Linked DNA regions of Homo sapiens: region 2 is linked to region 1. The links are chromatin loops, found by intact Hi-C in ENCODE. Cell type or tissue: heart right ventricle. All regions are shown on one strand.

Region 1 (4,000 bases):
TTTTTTTTTTTTTTGAGACAGAGTCTTGGTCTTTCACCCAGGCTGCAGTGAAGTGGCCCGATCTCGGCTCACTGCAACCTCCGCCCCCCCGGTTCAAACGATTCTCCTGCCTCAGCCTCCCAAATAGCTGGGATTACAGACATCCATCACCACACCCAACTAATTTTTGTATTTTTAGTACAGATGGGGCTTTGCCATGCTGGTCAGGCTGGTCTTGAACTTCTGACCTCAGGTGATCCACCTGCCTTGGCCTCCCAAAATGCTGGGATTACAGGCATGAGCCACCGTACCTGACTGCATTTGTTCTTGTTTACACAAATAGGATCATGCTGTACACACTGCACTTCAACTTGCTTCCTTCACTTAACATTGTGTCTTGGAACTCTTTGCATATCAGTAACTGCAGAAGCATTTAATCTTTTAATGGTGCATACTAATCTGTGTGGATGTACCGTAGTTATGTAACTAATCTCTTATAAAGGACATTTACATTTTATCCAGTTTTATTCTCTCAGAAAGAGCCAGAGAGTATTGAATCCTGTATTATTTATGTCTTTGCTTACTTTAGGAGTATAACTGGGGGATGAATTTCTAGCAGAGAAATAGCTGAGTTGAAGAGTATTCACTGTTTACATTTTGATAGATATTACCAAATGGCTATCCAAAAAAGACACTGACAGTATGCTAGTGTAACAGGGCATTTTTCAGAGAAGACAAAAGCCAGCTCACAGTTACCCATAAATGGAAGTCCACAGTGCCTTACGCCTCCCCTCCATCCAAGCCGGCTGGCTTTGGGTGGATCAAACCAGGAAGGGGTTAACAATGGACCTCTCTGTGTGTTTCTCTTCTGAACCTAAATATGTCAGACTTGGGCAATCCTGAGTGGTTTTGCATTTTCTTTTCACTGTAACCACCTGAGATCCTCTTGTCCCAAAGTCAGTGCTAGGCTGATTGTCTACATTGGGCAGGCGAACTGCTGGGAGTGGCAATGGTGGAATCTCTGAGCCTTTGCAGAAATGTTAGGTTCTGGTGAGCTGCTGACTGTGGGTTCAGAGGCTGGGACTCCCCGAGGTGTTCTGTTCTTAGGATTTCTTTTTAGCTCTCCAGTCATCCTGTCCTTTATCATCTAAGTGCTCCTGTTCTTCAGCCCTTTCTTAGCTGTTTGGTCTACTAGAACATTATTCAGGAGTATGATGGCTTCATCGTCCTGGAATTGCCTCCTCCAGCAGCTTGGGGTGGGCTGTCTGCAGTGCTTCAAAAGCTATCTGGGCTGAAGGGCTATTTTTTAAAAAATTCCAATCTATTATGGACCAATACTTTTGTAAAATACTAAAAGAATTGAATTACTGGAAAAATGAAATATGAAACAAAGACATATGAAATACAATCCTGATTTCTTTTTATTAGATTTAGCAGACGTAAACCTGTTTAAATTTGTTATACAAGTTTTGAGATACTTACTGTCCATTTCTGTTCTCATATAGTGGAGATTGGTAAGAATTTGAGCAGCATTGCTCTAAGCACGTCTCTGGAAGCTTCATGGGCTTCCTTTTGGCCCTAAAGCTTGTATTGTTTTGCTGAAAAAGTGATTCTCACCCAGCAGGGAAAATCTTCCAGATTTTCAGTCAGGGAGGGCCTGGGTCAATGCCCAGGGTTAACACTGGGCTTGGCTTCAAGCTCAGGACCCAGTCCTATCAGCCCAAATTTTCTTTTCCACCCAGCTTTTCCTATCTCTGGGAGCAGTGACTCATGGGTACAGGGTACCATGATCTGCTGTCTTCAAATCAGAAGATGTCATACTCTTTCCTTCAAGTTTTACTTCTTATTTCATTGAAGTCAACATCAGCCTTCCTATCAGTGTTACCATCTCTTCTCTATAACCCACTGCAGACTAGTCATGAGTTACACGCAAAATGTGAAATTTGGGGATGTGGATAAAAGGGAAGCAATTGTTTTCTATCAAGCCATTAAAACTTTTCAGTTTCCTTTTTAAATAATTGTACACTTCATGAGATACTTCAGATAGGTCTTAACACAAAGAAAGAATGAGCCACAACCCCCTAAAATATGAGGTGGTTAAAATATCTTTTGTCTTTAAAGGGGGTGAATTATTTCAATTTTAAATCCTTGGAGAAAATTGGCTTTCAGATTGCCTTTCGGAACCTGAAGTAGCAGGTCACAGCGGCATCTAGTGGAAGTTAATGGTATAACAGTTGGCCTAGACTAAGCAGAAAAAGAGAATACAGTAATTTCAAAATATTGTATTTTTTTCTTGTTTTTAACTTTTTTCTGAGACAGGCTTGAGTGCAATGGCACGATCATAACTCTCTTCAGCCTCAAACTTCTAGGCTTAAGTGATCCTTTTACCTCAGCCTCACAAGTAGCTGGGACTACAGGCGTGCACCACCATGCCCAGGTAATTTTTTTATTTTTACATATAGATGGGATTTTGCTATGTTGCCCAAGCTGGTCTTGAACTCCTGGCTTCAAGTGATCCTCCCACTTTGGCCTCCCAAAGTGCTGGTATTACAAGCATGAGCCACCACATCTGGCCTTTTTAACATTTTTGAAGTTAGGGTGTGACATACTAGATAGCATGTCATAATTTAATGAATCTATTTTCTTTATCAGTGATACTACATCTTACAATTGATGGCATCTTAATTTCATCAAAATATAATTTTTCATATAAAACTTTGTAGGATGCCATTCATTCAGTAACTCAGTAATATTTATTGAGCATCTACTTATACCTGGAAGCTAATGACTTACTGTATGTATTGTATTCATTGCATATATTTTAGTTGTGTTATATTCAAAACTGTTTATTGTAATGCATAATGTAGACATTTATACATTAATGCATTGATATTAATCAGACCTAACTCCATTAATTTAAAAATCCATTCTTGGCTGGTGTATTAGTTCATTTTCATGCTGCTGATAAAGACATACCCAAGACTGGGCAATTTACAAAGGAAAGAGATTTCATGGAAAACTCATAGTTCCATGTGGCTGGGGAAGCTTCACAATCATGGTGGAAAGAAAAGAGGAGCAAGTCATGTCTTACATGGATGGCGACAGGCAAAGAGAGAGCTTGTGAGGGAAACTCCCATTTTTAAAACCATCAGATCTCTGTCACGAGAACAACGTGAGAAAGATCTGGCCCCATGATTCAATTACCTCCCACTAGGTCCCTCCCACAACGCATGGGAATTCAAGATGAGATTTGGATGGGGACAGAACCAAACCATATTAGCTGGGCATAGTGGCTCATGCCTGTAATCCTAACACTTTGGGAGGGCAAGGCAGGTGGATCACTTGAGGTCAGGAGCTCAAGACCAGCCTGGCCAATATGGTGAAACCCTGTCTCTACTAAAAATACAAAAATTAGCCCGGAATGGTGGTGCACACCTGTCATCTCAGCTACTTGGGAGGCTGAGGCAGGAGAATCTCTTGAACCTAGGAGGCAGAGGTTGCAGTGAGCCAAGATTGTGCCACTGCACTCCAGCCTGGGCGAAAGAGTGAGACTCTATCTCAAAAAACAAAAAAATCCATTCTTGTCTAAACCCAGTAGTTCTCAAGCTGGCTGCATGTTAGAACTGTCTGTACAGTTTTCTAAACCATCAGTTCTCAGACCACACTTCTCAGAGATCTGAATTAATTGGTCTAGGAGTGGGGCCCATTCATTAAGAATTTTTCAAAGCTTCCCAAGTGTTCTAATGTGTAGCCTGGGTTGAGAACATTTTCCTTCCTTTAGGTCAGATGGATTCAAGATTACATAGATGTTTTAGTAGTTGGGAAATATAAGTGTTTGGTTTTATAGTAGACAACTCGTATCTTTATTACCATTTATGAATGCAAAGAAACCCTATCTATTAAAGCATTAGTGGATAACACTGAAACCATGATATTTAAGGAAATATTGGCTCCTAAAGACATCCGTGTCAAATACTGTACAATTTGCATTTGATTCTTACACACCCAACATTATTTGAAG
Region 2 (4,000 bases), 510 kb before region 1:
CAAATTCGCCTGTAAGGAGCCTCTGCAGACATTACATTTTCCCTGCCATTTTTTTTTTTTTTTTTTTTTTTTTTTTTGAGACGGAGTCTTACTCTGCTCACCCAGGCTGGAGTGCAGTGGTGCGATCTCGGCTCACTGAGATTCTCCTGCCTCAGCCTCCCGAGTAGCTGGGACTACAGGCGCATGCCACCACGCCCGGCTAATTTTTTGTATTTTTAGTAGAGATGGGGTTTCACCGTGTTTCGATCTCCTGATCTCATGATCCGCCCGCCTCGGCCTCCCAAAGTGCTGGGATTACAGGCGTGAGACATCGCGCCCGGCCCCAGCCATATTTTCATAATTCACTGTGATGAGCTAAGAAAGTGATGAGGCTCTTTGAAACCAAATCTTTTCCATAAAGTTGTTCACTCTTTGGGGGATACAGGAAGCTGCTTCTTTGTTAAGCTCTGTTCGTGATTATAAAACACTCCTATTTCCTCAGGCCCTACTTTATGGCCACAAGCAATCTTGCCCTGCTAACGGCTATTTGGCGCCCTGCGATCAGACAGGGCCTAACTCGGCAGTGGCAGGTGTCAGAGAAAGAATAACTTCTGTAAATCGTCCAGTTCTAACTGGACCCTGTTAAAACATTCAGCACACCTTTATCCACTTTAAAAACCTTACCCCACAAACATATGCAGCTTTAAAAGTTTTATGCCAGGCAGGGCGCAGTGGCTCACGCCCGTAATTACCAGCACTGTGGGAGGCGGAGGCAGGAGCATCACGATCTGAGGTCAGGAGTTCGAGACCAGCCTGGCCAACATAGTGAAACCCCCGTCCCTACTACAAATACAAAAATTAGCCGGGCGTGGTGGCGCACGCTTGTAATCCCAGCTACTTGGAGGCTGAGGCAGGCGAATCGCTTGAACCTGGGAGGCAGAGGCTGCAGTGAGCTGAGATTGCAGTGAGCTGAGACTGCACCATTGCACTCCAGCCTGGGCGACAAGAGCGAAACTCCGCCTCAAAAAAAAAAAATGCCATAAATATCCTGATTGTTTTCCAAAAGGATCCTTTGTCTGCTGAGGGAAATGTCTAAATATTCACATTTTATAATGAAACACGAGAACAGAAATGTGCACAACGCAAGCACTGCGTTTAACATATGTGCGAGTGTGTTTTCCTATGAGCCTGAGGACTGACAGGTGCAGAGAGGCTTTCAGTGGGGGTCAGCCTTCTCCTCCCCGTTCGAGTCTCTGACCGGGCTAGGGCTAAGAAGTGGGAGCCTGGCAGATAGGGCAGGCCCAGAAGAACAAACAGTCCCTGATGTTTTCCAGGAAACTGCCTCCCTGACAGTGCCCGCAAGTGGCCAGGAGGGAAACGCAACAGAGATCAAGAAAGGTGCAGGTAGGGGAGGGAGATAGCTCCCTAAGTGTTGTAGGGGCATGAAGTGGGTGAGGGTGACCGTGCTGCTCAGAGTACAGGGCCTTGAGGCCTTCCCTCTGCTTGAGGGTTTTTTGGGTTTTATTTTTGTTTTTGAGACAGGGTCTCATTCTGTCTCCCACGCTGGAATGCAGTGTCCCGATCTCAGCTCACTGCAACCTCTGCCTCCCAGGTTCAAGCGATCCTCCTGCTTCAGCATCCCGAGTAGCTAGGATTACAGGCGCACACCACCACTGCCTGGCTAACTTTTGTATTTTTAGTAGAGACAGGGTTTCACCATGTTCGTGAGGTCAGTCTCGAACTCCTGACCTCAGATGATCCGACCGCCTCGGCCTCCCAAAGTGCTGAGATTACAGGGTGAGCCACGCGCCCGGCCTACTTGAGGTTTTATTCTAGTTTTGCTTTGCTTGCCGGGAGCCCTGGTACAGGTCACCAGGCGTTAGTCCTCTTCACCGCCACTCCAGCCAATGGCATTTTTGAGAAATACAGAAGAGGGCTTGGGAGCTGGGGAATTGTCCTGCTTTGTCGGGCGAGGGCGCTGTTGAGCAAGAAGCGTTCCTTCCCTGCGCTGGGCAGCTCTCGTCGGTGGACTGCAGGGAACCCAGGGCGGTGCACAGTACCAGAGCACAGACTGGCGCTGGTCGCTCTGCGCAACCAGCTGGGCTCTGCAAAGAGCGGGCTCCGGGCTAGGGGTGAGGATTGGCGGGCTCTACAGCCCCCAGGGAACAACCACTCTTCCCACACCCACATCCGTGGACAGAACTACTTCAGCGTGACAGGCTACCTGCTGATCAGCGAGAAAGTTAACGTTTAACATTTCTCTGCAAGTAAATTTTTCTCACAAACGGCCTTATCAAAACAGAAAACAAAACCCAAAACCATCTGTCTTACTTAGGGAGCGTGCTATCGTATTTTTATTCCTGCAAGAAACTGATAGGCTCCACATCCATTTCATTTAAAAGAAAACTGGATAATTGTAAACATCTATATTCTCACACAAGCACCTTTAAATTTTATGTTTAAGAACTAAGTTTGAATGCAAAAGAAGGGATTTTACATTATTTAGATATATGTATAAATAATCGGGGACTAAAAATCATCTCTTGTTAATTGATTTATCTTTTATCTGCTTCCTTCTTTGAAGTAAATTAAAATTCCCAATATTCAGATTAATTTAATAAAGTCGTGTAAATATCAAAATACGGTGAAGGTCTGTTTTCCCACAATCAAGTTTTCTTACCATATTACAAATAACTGCACGTTAGTCCATATAACACGTGTTACGTAAATTCAATACATGGTCTTTCCCAGCCTAATTCTTCAGTGTTTTAAGAGTCATCAAAAAAAAAAAAATTAAGTAAAAGTCATCAATTTATATTTTAAAATGTAACAAAGGAAAGGTAAATTCTATGAAAGCAAGTCATTACATCAGTAAGTATAAAGCAACTGAGTTACCAATGCAGAGTAACAAAAGAATGGTGGAGGTCATTAATCTTGCCCACAAAGCCCTCTGCTTGAGTGTATTTGCTCAGACAACATGAGATACCCCAGGAGTGCTTGACGGGGCTGAAAGTGCTTCAGAAAGGGCCAGACGCGGGGTGGGGGCTTTTAACGGCAACTCTGGGCACCTCAGATGGGGCTCAGTCCTATTTGCTCTGTGGCACCGGCCCAACGCTAATGGTGCTCTAAGCTTTTCTCCAAGGCAAGCGATAGTGGCAGCCTCTCCCCTCCCCTCCCGACCTGTTGCTTTGCAGAAGAAACCGCAACAGGGAGGACATTCCTTATAATTCCCATGAAACGACTACGGTTTTTTTTTTTTTTTTTTTTTTTTGAGATGAGTCTTGCTCTGTCGCCCACACTGGAGTGCAGTGGCATGATCTCGGCTCCCTGCAACCTCCGCCTCCCGGGTTCAAGCGATTCTCCTGCCTCGGCCTCCTAAGTAGCTGGGATTACAGGCGCCTGCCACCATGCCCAGCTAATTTTTATATTTTTAGTAGAGACGGGGTTTCGCCATCTTGGCCAGGCTGGTCACGAACTCCTGACTTCAGGTGATCCACCCGTCTCGGCCTCCCAAAGTGCTGAGATTACAGGCCCGAGCCACCGCGCCCAGCCTACGATTATGCTTTTATAGTGGGTATGCTTTTTTAGGAAGGAGAAGCCACCAGGAGCCCAATCTATAATGCGAGTCAGGTCTGATTAACACCTTACTCATTCAGGTTCCAACTCCCAGACCCCGAGGCGCTCCTGGGTTAGACGCCCAAGGGACGGCCCTGCGCAGAAGGCCATTCACGGTCCCTGTATTTTAAAAGACGATGCCACTTTCTGGCTGGAAGGGTTACCTACAACGCCCGCACTGAACCTTACCGGCCTTCCAGTTCTGGTCAGCTCAGCATCTCCAGGTGTCTGGATCCAAGGTCGCCACGGCGCGGGGCTGGAACGGCAAGCGCCAGGAGAGAGTGAACCCTGGGCACTTCTGCTGCCTTCAAACTATGCCATGAGAGCTATTCTTAGTTCCAGTGTCTGCCTGAAAAAGAGGCACCGGACCCCCCAGGAACTTTCCCTGGAGTTCTCAGGGCTGTGG

The links. Hi-C counts contacts between places; a loop is a spot of excess contacts. Peaks named below come from ENCODE experiments on the same cell type or tissue, not always from the same donor. Only the 100,000 strongest peaks of a DNase experiment are listed, where the experiment ranks them.
Region 2: a loop joins it to region 1, with 4 times the contacts of the local background. A loop is called at or near these places in 12 of 110 quality-filtered maps.

Annotation. Positions count from the first base shown.
Region 1 is chr21:36,502,611-36,506,610 of GRCh38, reverse strand. It overlaps a transcript of CLDN14 not described here. Among named protein-coding and RNA genes, the nearest start is that of CLDN14, 24 kb to the right of the region's middle. In heart right ventricle, CTCF peaks have their summits at 2,002 and 2,202 (motif pointing left); no DNase peak of the experiment used is centred here; H3K27me3 peaks cover 1,466 bases.
Region 2 is chr21:37,008,007-37,012,006 of GRCh38, reverse strand. It overlaps RIPPLY3 (ripply transcriptional repressor 3), which reads right to left. Exons shown (of 4, transcript NM_018962.3): 2 at 3,784-3,850. Among named protein-coding and RNA genes, the nearest start is that of RIPPLY3, 3.3 kb to the right of the region's middle. RefSeq lists an enhancer at 1,854-1,913. In heart right ventricle, CTCF peaks have their summits at 1,751 and 1,952; a DNase peak (open chromatin) is centred at 1,966; H3K4me3 peaks cover 677 bases; H3K27me3 peaks cover 2,861 bases.